2 separate regions of the Homo sapiens genome follow, and region 2 is linked to region 1. The links are chromatin contacts, found by Hi-C in ENCODE. All regions are on one chromosome and are shown on one strand. Each heading gives the region's core, a stretch centred on a gene start or an enhancer-like site at or near the end of the contact. The rest is flanking DNA. Distances are from core to core; before and after follow the strand shown.

Region 1 (7,429 bases), core at 2,212-4,711:
TTAATTAATCTCAGATGGACTCCAGAAAAATATGATGCTTTGAAAGAAGTTTTTATTGGATTACAAACCACTGAAAATATATTTAAATTTTTAAGAATTATGTACTAGTAGATTTTATTCAATTTCATTTGAGAGGATACCCAATTCCAAAGACAATTGGACCGATATTTTTCTGTTCATCTATCATGTTCCTCTACTATCAGATTCTGTGTCTTTTTTATTTGGAGAAGGCTGCTCTAATTCAGACTTAGATCATCTCTAATCAAATCTAATGGGAAAAGAGCAAGATGCTTTTTCTGGCCTGTCCTAACACCTTACTAATATTGATTGTGTCACACTCAAATTCCTGAACTTGGCTATAAATGACTAGCCAAGGGGATGGAATATATTTATTTCTATCACCATGGATTATATGTTTCTATCAATAGAGCATCCCTGAATCAATCCACAATGGCAGTACTGGAATTAGGGTGAATTGATGTTGAACAATACACAAACAACCAAAGAAATGTCCAATCATTTGGCTACTTCATCTTCCCATTCATAAACCCTCAAAAATATCTGTCTACATAATAAACTTATGTCACATCCCACAGAAAACACATCCTCCTTCGCTTTCCCAAAGAAATAATGAGAAATAAAAATCTCATTCATTGACCACACAGAGTTCTGGGTTCAAAAGGGCTATTCGAGGTACAGTCCTCTCAGTCAGATCCATCTCTAACTCCTCTTCACCTAGAGAACTAATGCTATATACTGTGTTTAATAAATCCCAAAACATTCAATACACACTTTTAAGCTGCTGTTTTGGGAAGGTAAACAACATTAAAGTGGTTGCTGATACATAATTCATATAATGTCTTGCATGACAGGGAAAGAAAGGGCTCCTTGACCTAGGAGTGAAATATAGTTCTGCTCTCTAAGGACTTCTATTGTTGAGAAGGAAATGGTTAATGGCAGTTTAGTGGACCACTTCTTCCCTAGTGGAGATAACAGGGGAAAAGAATGACTTCCACCAGATCTCCTTGTACACAGGGATTTCCTATCTACAAAGTAGGATATTTCTGGTCTATTTTTCTTATTGTAGGCAAATCTGAAATCTATGGACTTTGCTTATACCTGCTGTTTGTGAGTAGCCTTTAAATAATTAATAAAATTTGATACCAGGTAAGATCTATAATTTATGTGCACCTGCTTTGACAATTCAATCTGTTGAGTTTACACAATTCTTGTCTATGACCATATCCGAAGGGCATCCCGTAATTATTTATCAGTGTACTTCATTTAACCTCAGGTTCTAGAGCCTGAGGATTATTTTAAAGCTTGAGAAAATTTAGCCTCTTTTTTGTAAGGCTTGAGATTTGTCTAACAGTAAAACTTACTTGAACTCTTGGTATATTTTTAACCTATTTGCATTTTCTCTATTCATGGGGTAGTAAACAAAGGGAACTATCATGAAGAATCAGAGTATTTAAATCTGGACAACATGGCTGGATTTTCTGTCTTCAAGAAATTGGCCATGGCTACTATAGTACTTTTAGTCGTGGCCCCCTAAAAGACAGATTGAAATCCTAACTCTCAGTACCTCAAGAATGTGGCCTAATTTGCAAATAGGGTAGTTGCAAATGATTAGTTAAGGTGATATCACATGGGAATAGTGTGAGCTCTTAATCTAATATGACTGTGTCTTTATAACAGGAGCAGAAACAGACACACAGAGGGAGACAGCCATGTGAATGATTAAAGTGATGTGTCTACATGTCAAGTAACTCAAAGGATTGCCGACAACTTCCAGAAGCAAGGAGAGAGGCATGGAACAGATTCTTTCTCGGGTGCTTCCAGAGGAAGAAAGTCTGCTGGCATGTTATTTCAGACTTCTAGATTCCAGAACTGTGAGATGATAAATGTATGTTTTTCAAAGCCATCCAAATTTGTGGTACTTGGTTGCAGCAGTCCTGGGAAACTAGTACATCGACACTGCACTGCCAATTTCTTTAGCCCCGAGCTGAATTTCCTTCTTCTTTGTATCTATGCCTCTGGAGTGTATTTTCTCAATGGGAGTAATTCATCCCATTGTCAGGCAATGACTACTTAATTGGAAGAATATGGGAGGGGCTTGAGAAGCTAGGATATGATTTTTCTAACTACCAGTCATATCTCTTGCTAAGTTTCCCACTTCTAATATTGCTTGAATCAAATACTAGCTTAGGGCAGAGAATTTTTGGCTTTTCTACCCTGCTACTGTAGTTACAGCTATCTCAGACTTCAAATTACAGGTAGAAATGAGGCTGGTTGCAGTGGCTCACACCTGTAATCCCAGCACTTAGGGAGGCCGAGGTGGGCGGATCACATGAGGTCAGGAGTTACCAGCCTGCCCAAAATGGTGAAACGCCATCTCTACTAAAAATATAAAAATTAGCCAGGCGTGGTAGTGCGTGCCTATAGTCCCAGCTACTGGGGAGGCTGAAGCAGGAGAATCTCTTGAACCTGGGAGGCGGAGGTTGCAGTGAGCAGAGATCACACCACTGCACTCCAGCCTGGGTGACAGAGATTCCATCTCAAAAAAAAAAAAAAAGAAAGAAAGAAAAAAAAAAGAAAGAAGGAAAGAAAGAAAGAAAGAAAAGAAAAGAAAGAAAGAAAAGAAAAGAAAGAAAGGGAGAGACAGAGAGAGAGAGGGAAGGAAGGAAGGAAGGCAGGAGAAGAGAGAGGAAGAAAGAGGGAGAAGGAAGGAAGGAAAGAAAGAGAAAGAGAGAAAGAAAGGAAAGGAAGGAGAGAGAAAGAAAGAGAAAGAGAAAGAAAGAAAAGAAAGAAAGAAGGAAGGGAAGGAAAAGAAAGAGAGAAAGGAAGGAAGGGAAAGAAAGAAAGAGAAAGGAAGAGAAAGGAAGGAAAGGAAGGAAGGAGAGAGAGAAAGAAAAGAAAGAGGAAGGAAGGAGATAGAGAAAGAAAGAAAGAGAAAAAGGAAAGAAAGAAAAGAAAAGGAAGGAAATGTAGGAAAGAAGGAAGGAGAAAGAGAAAGAAAGAGAGAGAGAAAGAAAGACAGAAGAAAAGAAAAGAAAAGTAAAGAAAACAAAGTGGAAGCTTACACCAAAACAATATTCTCTAATCTCTTTATTTTTAAATAAAATGGATCTGGTTTAAAACTTTCTCATTGTTTGACCTTATTTGATGTTCTAAATGCTGAATTCAAAACAAAGTTTCACATCTTGTGGTCTTATTCAGTGTGACCACAGGACATGCTGCTTAAACCATTGCTTAAACAGAGAACAGTTTAAGCAGTTGTTTTGCTTACACTTAATAAAATCTGCCAACTTCCAAGACTGGAATTGAGGCCCACATTGCTCTTCATGTGACCTCCTGAGCTTGGCCAGACTAGCTATGAAGTCTAGTCCTTGTTCAAAAGTTGGCCAACCACTCAGTTGTGATTCGAGTTGCTTCTACTTTAACTTATGTTATTGTCTTTTCACATACAGTTTAACCAGGCCCTCAAACAATATCACTGCAACCCAATTTCCTACTTCTATCATATGCCTAATCTGTCCTGGATCTATTCACATATAGAATCTCTCTTTACAGTGGAAAGATGGTTGCCACAATTTTAAACGTATATTTTCTCTCATTTTGAGTCAATGAAGTGTTAGTAAAATCTTGGGTCATTTCACTGACTTTTATTTAGTCAGATTTCCAGTTGTTAAGTGAATCACAGTGAATGGAGCAGTGCCATGTGCAGAATGACTTAGATCTGAGTCATATGCTCTGGTCCCCACACCTCCAGAAACACATGAGCTAATCATGAGAAAGAACTAACCCACCAAATGGCTCTTTGTAGAAGTAAATTGAAGCTAGCCAGTCAGAAAATGTAAACTAAAATAACAACAGAATTATTAGGTTGGTGCAAAAGTAGTTGCAGTTTTTACCATCACTTTCAATGGCAAAAACCGCAATTACTTTTGCATCAACATAATGGAAGGGTGGAGTAAAACAGCAGAGTAAGAATTTCCATGAAAGGCTAAGAATTTTGTCAAAGACCTTTTCTGCATCTATTGAGATAATCATGTGTTCTTTGTCTTTGGTTCTGTTTATATGCTGGATTACATTTATTGATTTGCATATGTGGAATCAGCCTTGCATCCCAGGGATGAAGCCCACTTGATCGTGGTGGATAAGCTTTTTGATGTGCTGCTGGATTCGGTTTGCCAGTATTTTATTGAGGATTTTTGCATCGATGTTCATCAGGGATATTGGTATAAATTCTCTTTTTTTATTGTGTCTCTGCCAGGCTTTGGGATCAGGATGATGCTGACCTCATAAAATGAGTTAGGGAGGATTCTCTCTTTTTCTATTGATTGGAATAGTTTCAGAAGGAATGGTACCAGCTCCTCCTTGTACCTCTGGTAGAATTCGGCTGTGAATCCATCTGGTCCTGGACTTTTTTTGGTTGGAAGGCTCTTAATTATTGTCTCAATTTCAAAGCCTGTTGTTGGTCTATTCAGGGATTCAACTTCTTCCTGGTTTAGTCTTGGGAGGGTGTATGTGTCCAGGAATTTATCCCTTTCCTCTAGATTTTCTAGTCTATTTGTGTAGAGGTGTTTATAGTATTCTCTGATAGTAGTTTGTATTTCTGTGGGATCAGTGGTGACAAAATTCAACAGCCCTTCATGCTAAAAACTCTCAATAATTTAGGTACTGATGGGATGTCTCTCAAAATAATAAGAGCTATTTATGACAAATCCACAGCCAATATCATACTGAATGGGCAAAAACTGGAAGCATTCCCTTTGAAAACTGGCACAAGACAGGGATGCCCTCTCACCACTCCTATTCAACATAGTGTTGGAAGTTCTGGCCAGGGCAATCAGGCAGGAGAAAGAAATAAAGGGTATTCAATTAGGAAAAGACAAAGCCAAATTGTCCCTGTTTGCAGATGACGTGATTGTATATTTAGAAAACCTCATCGTCTCAGCCCAAAATCTCCTTAAGCTGATAAGCAACTTCAGCAAAGTCTCAGGATACAAAATCAATGTGCAAAAATCATAAGCATTCTTATACACCAATAACAGACAAACAGAGAGCCAAATCATGAGTGAACTCCCATTCACAATTGCTTCAAAGAGAATAAAATACCTAGGAATCCAACTTACAAGGGATGTGAAAGACCTCTTCGAGGAGAACTACAAACCACTGCTCAACGAAATAAAAGAGGACACAAACAAATGGAAGAACATTCCATGCTCATGGGTAGGAAGAATCAATATTGTGAAAATGGCCATACTTCACAAGGTAATTTGTAGATTCAATGCCAGCCCCTTCAAGCTACGAATGACTTTCTTCACAGAATTGGAAAAAACTATTTGAAAGTTCATATGGAACCAAAAAGGAGCCCACATTGCCAAGACAATCCTAAGCCAAAAGAACAAAGCTGGAGGCATCACGCTACTTGACTTCCAACTATACTACTAGGCTACAGTAACCAAAACAGCATGGTACTGGTACCAAAACAGAGATATAGACCAATGGAACAGAACAGAGCCCTCAGAAATAATACCACACATCTACAACCAACTGATCTTTGACAAACCTGACAAAAACAAGCAATAGGGAAAGGATTCCCTATTTAATAAATGGTGCTGGGAAAACTGGCTAGCCATATGTAGAAAGCTGAAACTGGATCCCTTCTTTACACCTTATACAAAAATTAATTCAAGATGGATTAAAGACTTAAACGTTAGACCTAAAACCATAAAAGCCCTAGAAGAAAACCTAGGCAATACCATTCAGGACATAGGCATGGGCAAGGACTTCATGTCTAAAACACCAAAAGCAATGGCAACAAAAGCCAAAATTGACCAATGGGATCTAATTAAACTAAAGAGCTTCTGCACAGCAAAAGAAACTAACATTGGAGTGAACAGGCAACCTACAGAATGCGGCAAAATTTTTGAAATCTACTCATCTGACCAAGGGCTAATATCCAGAATCTACAAAGAACTCAAACAAACTTACAAGAAAAAAACAAACAACATCACCAACGAGTGGGCAAAGGATATGAACAGACACTTATCCAAAGAAGACATTTATGCAGCCAAAAGGCACATGAAAAAATGCTCATCATCACTAGCCATCAGAAAAATGCAAATCAAAACCGCAATGAGATACCATTTCACACCAGTTAGAATAGCAATAATTAAAAAGTCAGGAAACAACAGGTGCTGGAGAGGATGTGGAGAAATAGGAACATTTTTACACTGTTGGTGGGACTGTAAACTAGTTCAACCATTATGGAAGACAGTGTGGCAATTCCTCAAGGATCCAGAACTAGAAATACCATTTGACCCAGCCATCCCATTACTGGGTATATACCCAAAGGATTATAAGTCATGCTGCTATAAAGACATATGCACACAGATGTTTATTGCAGCACTATTCACAATAGCAAAGACTTCAAACCAACCCAAATGTCCATCAATGATAGACTGGATTAAGAAAATATGGTACATATACTCCATGGAATACTATGCAGCCATAAAAAAGGATGAATTCATGTCCTTTGTAGGGACATGGATGAAGCTGGAAACCATCATTCTCAGCAAACTATCACAAGGACAAAAAACCAAACACCGCATGTTCTTACTCATAGGTGGGAATTGAACAATGAGAACACTTGGACACAGGAAGGGGAAGATCACACACCGGGACCTGTCGTGGGGTGGGGGGAGGGAGGAGGGATAGCATTAGGAGATATACCTAATGTAAATGACGAGTTAATGGGTGCAGCACACCAACATGGCACATGTATACATATGTAACAAACCTGCACGTTGTGCGCATGTACCCTAGAACTTTAAATATAGTTTTAAAAAAAGGAATTTCCAGTGACTGTACCACCACAGAAACATCAACATCTATTGAACAAATAATAAATATCCATGCATGAAAATGATTTCCCTCGAGATAAGGAAGCCAAATGAGAGACTATAGTACCTGATTGTGTCACTATAATAAGAAAAGACCCCTTTAAAAGGGTAGGAAAGCCAGTTATACATTATCCTCATAGCCCCTTCCCCAAGCCCAGGCAACACAGTGCAAAGAGAGATACCATCTGTCTGGGAGAAAGAGAGGAAAGTGAGCACAGGACTTTGCCTTAGACTCCAACACTGGGTTAACCATAGTAAAATCCAGCACTAGACAGACCCCCATAGATCCATATTCCAAGCCAGTATCCATAGACTGAGCCTCTACTGACCCAACCTGGTGTCAGGCAGAACTACAAATCTCCAGGATTCAGGATTGAGTGGAAGAGTCGATCTTCAGCCCACTTCCCACCAGGTCACCTTCAGGCAGGTCTCAATGGCAGGCATCCCCCAGAGGCTCCAGGCTTCTGGTATGCCCCAGTGCCACACAGGCTGCACCTGCCCTGAACTTCTTGCATTCT
Region 2 (7,503 bases), core at 4,126-6,625, 83 kb before region 1:
CATACCTCATTCAGGGCTTTGTTTCAAGCTCTACCAATGATGCAATCTCTCTCCCTCCTCCATCCCCTTTCTCTTTGAGATCCTTCCATCCAGACTGTAAATATGCTCAGATATCTGTAGTCTTTCAAAACCAAACGGTTCCTTCAACTGTTCCTTCTCTCATTCACTATCTTCACTTCCCTACTACCTCAACTCATTAGTCAGACTCTCAGTATCACAATTTTATGCAAAGTGCTTCTTCCACAGCTGTCAATTCAATGGATATGCTGTGTATCTTCCAATGCTTCTTCCAGTGCTCTATTCATTGGGCATGCTTTGTATCTTCATTTTACTGACCTCTCTGCATAGCCCTTGGCATTGTTTATAATTACTTTCTTCTTAAAACTTTCTTTCATTGACTATTTGTTATTGCATGTTTCTACTTCTTAACTCCTGCATGCCACATTCTCTAATGCCTGTCTTATTCACATCTGTCATGCTCTCCTTAAGTGATCTCACTCACTTCTCAGTCTTTAATATCCCTTTCCAAGTCTGCAGCTCCACCCAAAACCTTTCTCATGAATATTAGTCCTGTTTAATTGCTTGCCTGTAGGTATATGACAAAAGAAACAAGCTCTGCATATTCAAAGATTAATGATTTTTTAATGAAATTCTGTTCTTCCTACTGTATGCTAGTCATCACTAAGATTCATCTACTCACTAAAGTCTGTATATCTAAAAGTTGTCCAAGAGTGTCTCTATTTCATCACTCCCCACCCGTGGTCAATGCCTCATTAATTCTTGCAAACCTATTTTCTCATTTTCATCTCTGACACCATAACCCTAATTTGATTCATTATAATTATTTTCTGTAACTTCGTAAAAGGTTCCAAAACTCAGCCCCAATCCCTTTCCAATAGAATTGACTTTTATATGTCTTAATTTGTATGATTTTCTTGCATAACTAAAGTCAGTCTGGTACTAATTGTTTTAAAAAGCATATGAGCAGCCTTCAAAAAGCATATTTGTTTTCAAAAAGCATATTTTCTGAGACTTTGCTTATCTGACCATGCTTTTCTCTTGTTTGTTGTTGATATGGTTTGGCTGTGTACTCACCCAAATTTCATCTTGAATTATAGCTCCCATAATTCCCATGTGTTATGGGAGGGACACAGTGGGAGGTAATTGAATCATGGGGGCAAGTCTTTCACATGCTGTTCTCATGATAGTGAATAAGTCTTATGAGATTTGATGGTTCTATAAAGAGGAGTTCCCCTGCACATGCTCTCCTTTTGCTTGCCACCATGTAAGACATGACTTTGCCCCTCCTTGCCCTCCACCATAATTATGAGACCCCCCAAGCCATGTGGAACTCTGAGTAAACGAAACCTCTTTTCTTTACAAATTACCCAGTCTCAGGTATATCTTTATTAGCAGCGTGAGAACAGACTAATACCCTTGTTAAAAACAACTTAGCAGGGTGCTAAAATCTAGATCAAAGACATTTCCTCTCAAGTATCATAGGGGCTGCATACCACAATTTAAAAAGCACATGTTTTGGAATCAAGTAAACTTACATTAGATTTTATTTCTATAACTTTATGGCTATGAGATTTTGGTCATGCTCTGTGTCTGAATCTCAGTTTCTACAAATGAGGATATATTACCTACCTCATAGGGTTGTTGTTTGAAATAAAGAGATAAAATATGTAAGTATGTTAAATGCAGCAGGCATTCAAATAAATGATATGATAAATATTTTTATTATTAGATGTTTCTTGTTATTCTGGTACTTAGGGCTGTACAAGCAGTCTGAGTATACTCTAATTCCTGTTCTGAGGGTAAGATTTTGGTTGCTTGTTCTTTTAGTCATTGTTTCTATGCTGGATAAAAAGAGGACTTTTAACTTATGACTGCACCTCAAAAAATAATATATCTAAATGTATATATTTTAATGGATTTTTTTCTAGAATGTAGTGAGCTCTTTGAACAGATACCCAGATCCTTTTTCAGCACAGAAAATTGTTTTTTATTTATGCTTCTTTTAATTGCTTATTCTGATTTTACTGGTGATATGGTTTGGCTCTGTGTCCCCATCCAAACTCATCTCAAAATGTAATCCCCATTTGTCAAGGGAGGGACCTGGCGGGAGGGGATTGGATCATGGGGCTGGTTTATAACAGTTTAGCACCATCCTCCTAGTGTTGTCTTGTGATGGAATTCTCATGAGATCTGGTGGTTTAAAAGTGTAGTGCTTCCCCGTTTTGCTCTCTCTCTCCTGCTGCAATGTAAGTTGTGACTTGCTTCCCCTTCATCTATGATTGTAACTTTCCTGAGGCCTCGCCAGCCATGTGGAACTGTGAATCAATTAAACTTTTTTCCTTTATAAATTAACCAGTCTCAGGTAGTTCATTATAGCAGTGCAAAAACAGACTGGTACAACTGGTTTTTATTTTTGAGATTTTTTTGCAGCTAAATGTACTCTCTGTATACTGACTCTATATTCTTTGTACACCATGTCTTTTATCTTCACTATCACAATTTTCTTATCTTTGTTCTCTCTATATATGTTCTGTGAGAGCTTTGGAAGTTTATACACTGATTTAATTTTCTACAATATCTTTTACTGCTTCTTTAACTCTGCAGTGGATTTTATCTATGCTATTTTTCTTATTTTTTAGAAATCCTTACTTAGTCTTCTCTCTTTTTATCTCTTTTTAACCTCTTGGTAATGTCCTTTTAATGCGTCATGTTTTCCCTTTATAATTTTCTGCTACTATTTCAAAAAGGCCAAGACTTCTTGCATTCTATTAAGGATGTACACTCATTTTCTAACCCATATGATAGACTGTATGTTAGGTTGTGTTTGAAATACTCTTTCCCCATGGTTTTGGATACTGTTTTTTCAAACCAAATCTTTTCAGATTTGTATTTGTCAACAGACAGGTTATGTGGATTGCCTCTGGTTCAATTCATACATTCTTGGATAATGATTAAATCTATTTCTCAAATCTACAGCTGGAGAGAAAGTTAATATAAAAAGCTCTTGGATAAATTCTCAGTTTTTTGCGAGAATATTCCTTGTTCAGCTATGTACCATTGGGACTGCTACTTATCCTTGATATGATTTGGATTTGTGCCCCTGCCCATATCCCATGTTAAGTTGTAGTCCCCAGTGTTGGAGGAGAGGCCTGGTAGGAGGGGATTGGATCATGAGGGTGGATTTTCCCTTACTATTCTTGTTATAGTGAGTGAGTTCTCACAAGATCTGGTTGTTTAAAAGTGTGTAGCAATTTCTTCTCTCTCTTCCTCCTTCTCCAGCCACGTAAGTCGTGCCTACTTCCCATTCACCCTCCTCCATGATTCTAAGTTTCCTGAGGCCTCCCCAGACATGCTTCCTGTACAGTCTGTGGAATTGAGTCAATTAAACCCCTTTTCTTTATAAACTACCCAGTCTCTGGTTGTTCTTTATAGCAATGAGAGAATGGACTAATACAGAAAACTGGTACCAGAAAGTGGGGCATTGCTGTAAAGATACCTGAAAATGTGGAAGCAGCTTTGGAACTGGATAATGGGTAGAGCCCACCCCTCGCATCAGTGTTGCCTGGATGTGACACATGGAGTCAAAGGAGATTATTTTGGGACTTTAAGATTTAATGACTGCCTTGCTGGGTTTCAAACTTGCACAGGGCCTGTAGCCCCTTGGTTTTGGCCAATTTATCCCTTTTGGAATGGGGGTAGTTAGCCAATGCCTGTACCCCCGTTGTATTTACTGAAGTAAATTTTTTTTTCTAATCACTTCAACTTTCATATATTTGACAAAGATTCCTCCCCAAATCTGACTCTAGGTAGTCTATGGACCTTAGTGTTTAATATTGCTTTGTAACATTTTCTCCCATTACCTTCGTAAATGTTTTAGTGGAAAGTAAGGGAAAAGACATTGGAGACTATCAGACAAATGCCATGTAACTAAAAATTCCAGATGAGATCATTTTTTGATTGATTCTTTTTTTAATTTCTTGTTAAATGTATTAAGGATTAGTTCAATCTCTGGTTAGACACCTTATTCAAATGCATTCAATTTATTCAAATTATGTTATTTAAAAGCATCTTTGATACTTGGTGGTCTTGAAGTTCCTAAATTTCTTTGATGTCATTCTGGTGTTCTTATCACATGTTACTGTCAAGAATCATATTGCAGAAATAACAAAGAAGAAAAATACATCAGAAATTTCACAGCATCTGATAGGCTCACTTTTGTATAGTTTTCCAGTTGAATTAATAGTTTTTTTATTTTTGAAAAAAGGTTGGAAAAGTAATGAATGCATTTTAGACAATTCGTCTGATCAGCATTGTGCTAAGTGCCTTCATGTATCATTCCCTATTTAAGTCTTTAAAAGAGAGGATATCTAACTATCATTATTACAGATGAGATAAAATGAGCCTCAGAGAAGTCAAGTGAGCTGTTCAATGTTATACTGTTGGTCAGTGTCCAGCTAAATTTGCAGCCTAGCTCAAATCTCAGTGGCTGCTGAGTCCCTGGCTCCAGCACACCATGATAAACGTTTAGTATCAGGGTGAAAACAACTGACACGTTTATATTTTGTATGCTGTCTTTAAACAAATTCTTAACCAGACACAAACAACAAATGGGTTACACTGATGCCAGCATTTTAAGATTTTTGTTATTCTGCCTTTTGCCGAAAGTTCGGTAAAGCAAATAGTTACAATAAAATACTTTTGAAAATATCTCTGCTCTCTCATAATACATCATAAACTGTTTATAAAATTAAAACATTTGAGTCACAACTTCCTGCTTGTTGTGTAATAATCTACTGTTTGAAAATAGTTGTTTTGATAGCTGGAATCTATTATTAATCATTTTGAGAAGACAGAGGTTTCTAAGTGGAAGGAATTTGAAGGAATGTAAGTTTATGGGCCTATGCCTACCCTCTAGAAATGCTAAGGATTCTACCTCCTTATTACACAAGCCATAAAGTCATCAACTATAGCTTCCAGCAGGGTGATACACCACTGTGCTCTGCTGGCCGTGAAGCCTGCAAGGAATTGGGCTCAAGTCCTATTTTTCAGGGAAGCTGGAGTAGAATTAACAGGAGTACATGGGCAAAACATGGATTAAAACTGTAGCCCTAATGGTGGATAGGAAGCAACAATGAGAAACAGTCACCAAAGAAACTCAAGAAAATACAGGCTAGTTATGGGCCAAATAGAGATAACTTATGGGAATTAAGTGAGCTGCAGAGCTGAGTCATTCCAGGAATTCTGCCTGAAAATGAGACAGGAGAGAACAAGGATATGGTTCAGCTACAGGGAAATAAACATAGGACAAGTATCAATAGACACAGACTCAACCCAGCTGGCTGAGTCAGTCAGAGTCATGTCTTCCCACCACAAGTGCTCAGGATTGGAAAAGCAAAGAAACTTTGGGTAGTAAGATGCAAAGCAAGGGAACTTATATCACTCTCTCCATCCACAATCTCATTATTATCATCACACACACACACACACACACACACACACACACACACATTACAGGCAAACAGATTTTGCAGAAACATGCTTGTTCTTTTACAATGTTAGGAGATGGACAAAACAGGACAGGTCTTGCTACTATTCATCTTGTTCAGGCATTTTTTAAATAAGAAAATCAAGCTTCTTGCAGCAGCTTGGATGCTGATAGTCAGTACTCACTGGATCTTCTTATTTGAGTATTTCCCCTACACAATAGGAAAAAGGGGACCTTTCTCTATAGGCTTAAAAAAGATGCAGAAAGTTTTCTGACTTAAAAGTACAACCCATAATTAACATAATTAATTTTAGAAAAATAAGAGAGACACTGATATGTGTTCATGGTCTATTATATGTAGGGTGGTCATGCAATTACGTATAAATAAGATATGTCATCTAATAGACAGCTAAAACTTAGGCATAAATAAATTTCAAAATACTGGTAACTTAGAATCACGTAATAATGTGATTCTGATGTTAACTGTCAATCCCTCCTGATAAAGATAATTGGTGAAACTTATTAGCCATTCATTATTCCTCTTTTACTTCTCACATTAGTTGCCTCTGTGACAATGCATTCTGGACTATTACTAGAGGTGATATACAAATTACAGCTGTTTCTATGTCTCTAAGTTAAACATAAGGGTCCAAAAAATTAAAAGTGTAAGAACTAATGTCACCAGTGGTGGTTCTCTTGATTTAGCCATGCCTTTCTATTGGCTACAACACAGATTCCTGCAAATACAAGGTTCACTTTCTTTTGAGTAGCTTCCTAGAAAATACCTGTAATAAAACAACTTCTTAATGTTTCCTTAGAATGTTGTCCACAGGTCTTTCTGACTGTTGATGAAAAGAAACCATTAAGGCCAAGATCTTTAAAACAGACTCTCTCTTCTTCATCCCTAAAACACTTTGCTCCATGGTTATTTAATTTAATTAAAAATTGAATATATCTTTGAGAGTAAAAGTTATCCAAATCAATGTTGTGATTTTGCTGTTTAATAGTTCTGTGTATACTGAATTAGCTGTAGGAATTAGGGGACATGGAAATGTATTAATATTTCCCCTTCAGAGTTATTCGATAATAGCTTTCAAATTTTTAAGTGTACATGCCCTGACATTTCTGTTTTCATAAAATTTTTCCTCAAATATATACATACAAATTCTTTGTTTTTATTTTTTTTAAATTTCTCACACTACATGGCTGTATATACAAATTCTTAAAGATTACATATAAGCACATGTATTGCAGTATAATTGATAAGTTGAAATCCATCTAAATGCCTATAATAGAGATTTGGCATATTAATTGCAGGAACCTTGCAATAAAATATTAGCAATTTTTAAAAGAATAAGGTAGATTCTGTAAGAGTCAATATAAAAAGACAACCAAAATATATTAAACAGAGAAAACAAAGCCTAAATTCCCATGTAAACTACAATCACAGTTATGTTTAAACATACATGTCTATGAAAATGCTTGTATATACATAAAACATTTCTAGAATGATATAAAAGATATGGTTTATAGTGCTTATCTCTGGAGAATATCTTAAAGGTGAAAGGAGGAAAGGATGATTTTGATGCATAAACATCTTTATTGTTTGACATTGTTAATTTTATATTATTTTTATTAAAAGTTTAGTATATATTTTCCATCCTACTGACCAAAGAGGTTGACAAAAGTAAGCACTCCTAATACCAAAACCCTTAAAGAGAGGGGAAAAAAAGTCTTTTTATGGTTGAAGTGATCCAAGACAGAAATAGTGGCACCAATTTTCCATGCTACCTTCTCCCAATTTTGAATTCATGAATGATCTTCTCAAGTTTTAGACATCCTTCAAGAGATGGCTATGATTGAAAATGCAGATTGTGTCAATTACACTTTTAGACCTTGACTTGTGCCTTAGTTTCCTAGGGCTGCCATAACAAATTAGCACACACCAAATGGCTTACAACAGAAATTTATTCCCACCCCCAGTTCTGGAAATTGAG

Evidence for each region. A loop is a pair of places that touch in the nucleus more often than their neighbours do. Pooled maps may share reads with other maps.
Region 2: a loop to region 1 is called in a pooled map, with 4 times the contacts of the local background. The contact joins two enhancer-like sites. A Hi-C loop is called at or near these places in 2 of 168 maps with a recorded cell type or tissue (endothelial cell of hepatic sinusoid and posterior vena cava) and 4 of 50 pooled maps.

The regions. Positions count from the first base shown.
Region 1 is chr12:88,238,648-88,246,076 of GRCh38, reverse strand. No RefSeq gene overlaps it. Among named protein-coding and RNA genes, the nearest start is that of TMTC3, 100 kb to the right of the region's middle. RefSeq lists an enhancer at 1,770-2,348. Within about 2 kb of position 3,461, at least 4 of the 41 ENCODE cell types and tissues checked have a DNase peak (open chromatin) inside an H3K27ac peak, as active enhancers do.
Region 2 is chr12:88,323,048-88,330,550 of GRCh38, reverse strand. No RefSeq gene overlaps it. Among named protein-coding and RNA genes, the nearest start is that of TMTC3, 180 kb to the right of the region's middle. Within about 2 kb of position 5,375, at least 5 of the 41 ENCODE cell types and tissues checked have a DNase peak (open chromatin) inside an H3K27ac peak, as active enhancers do.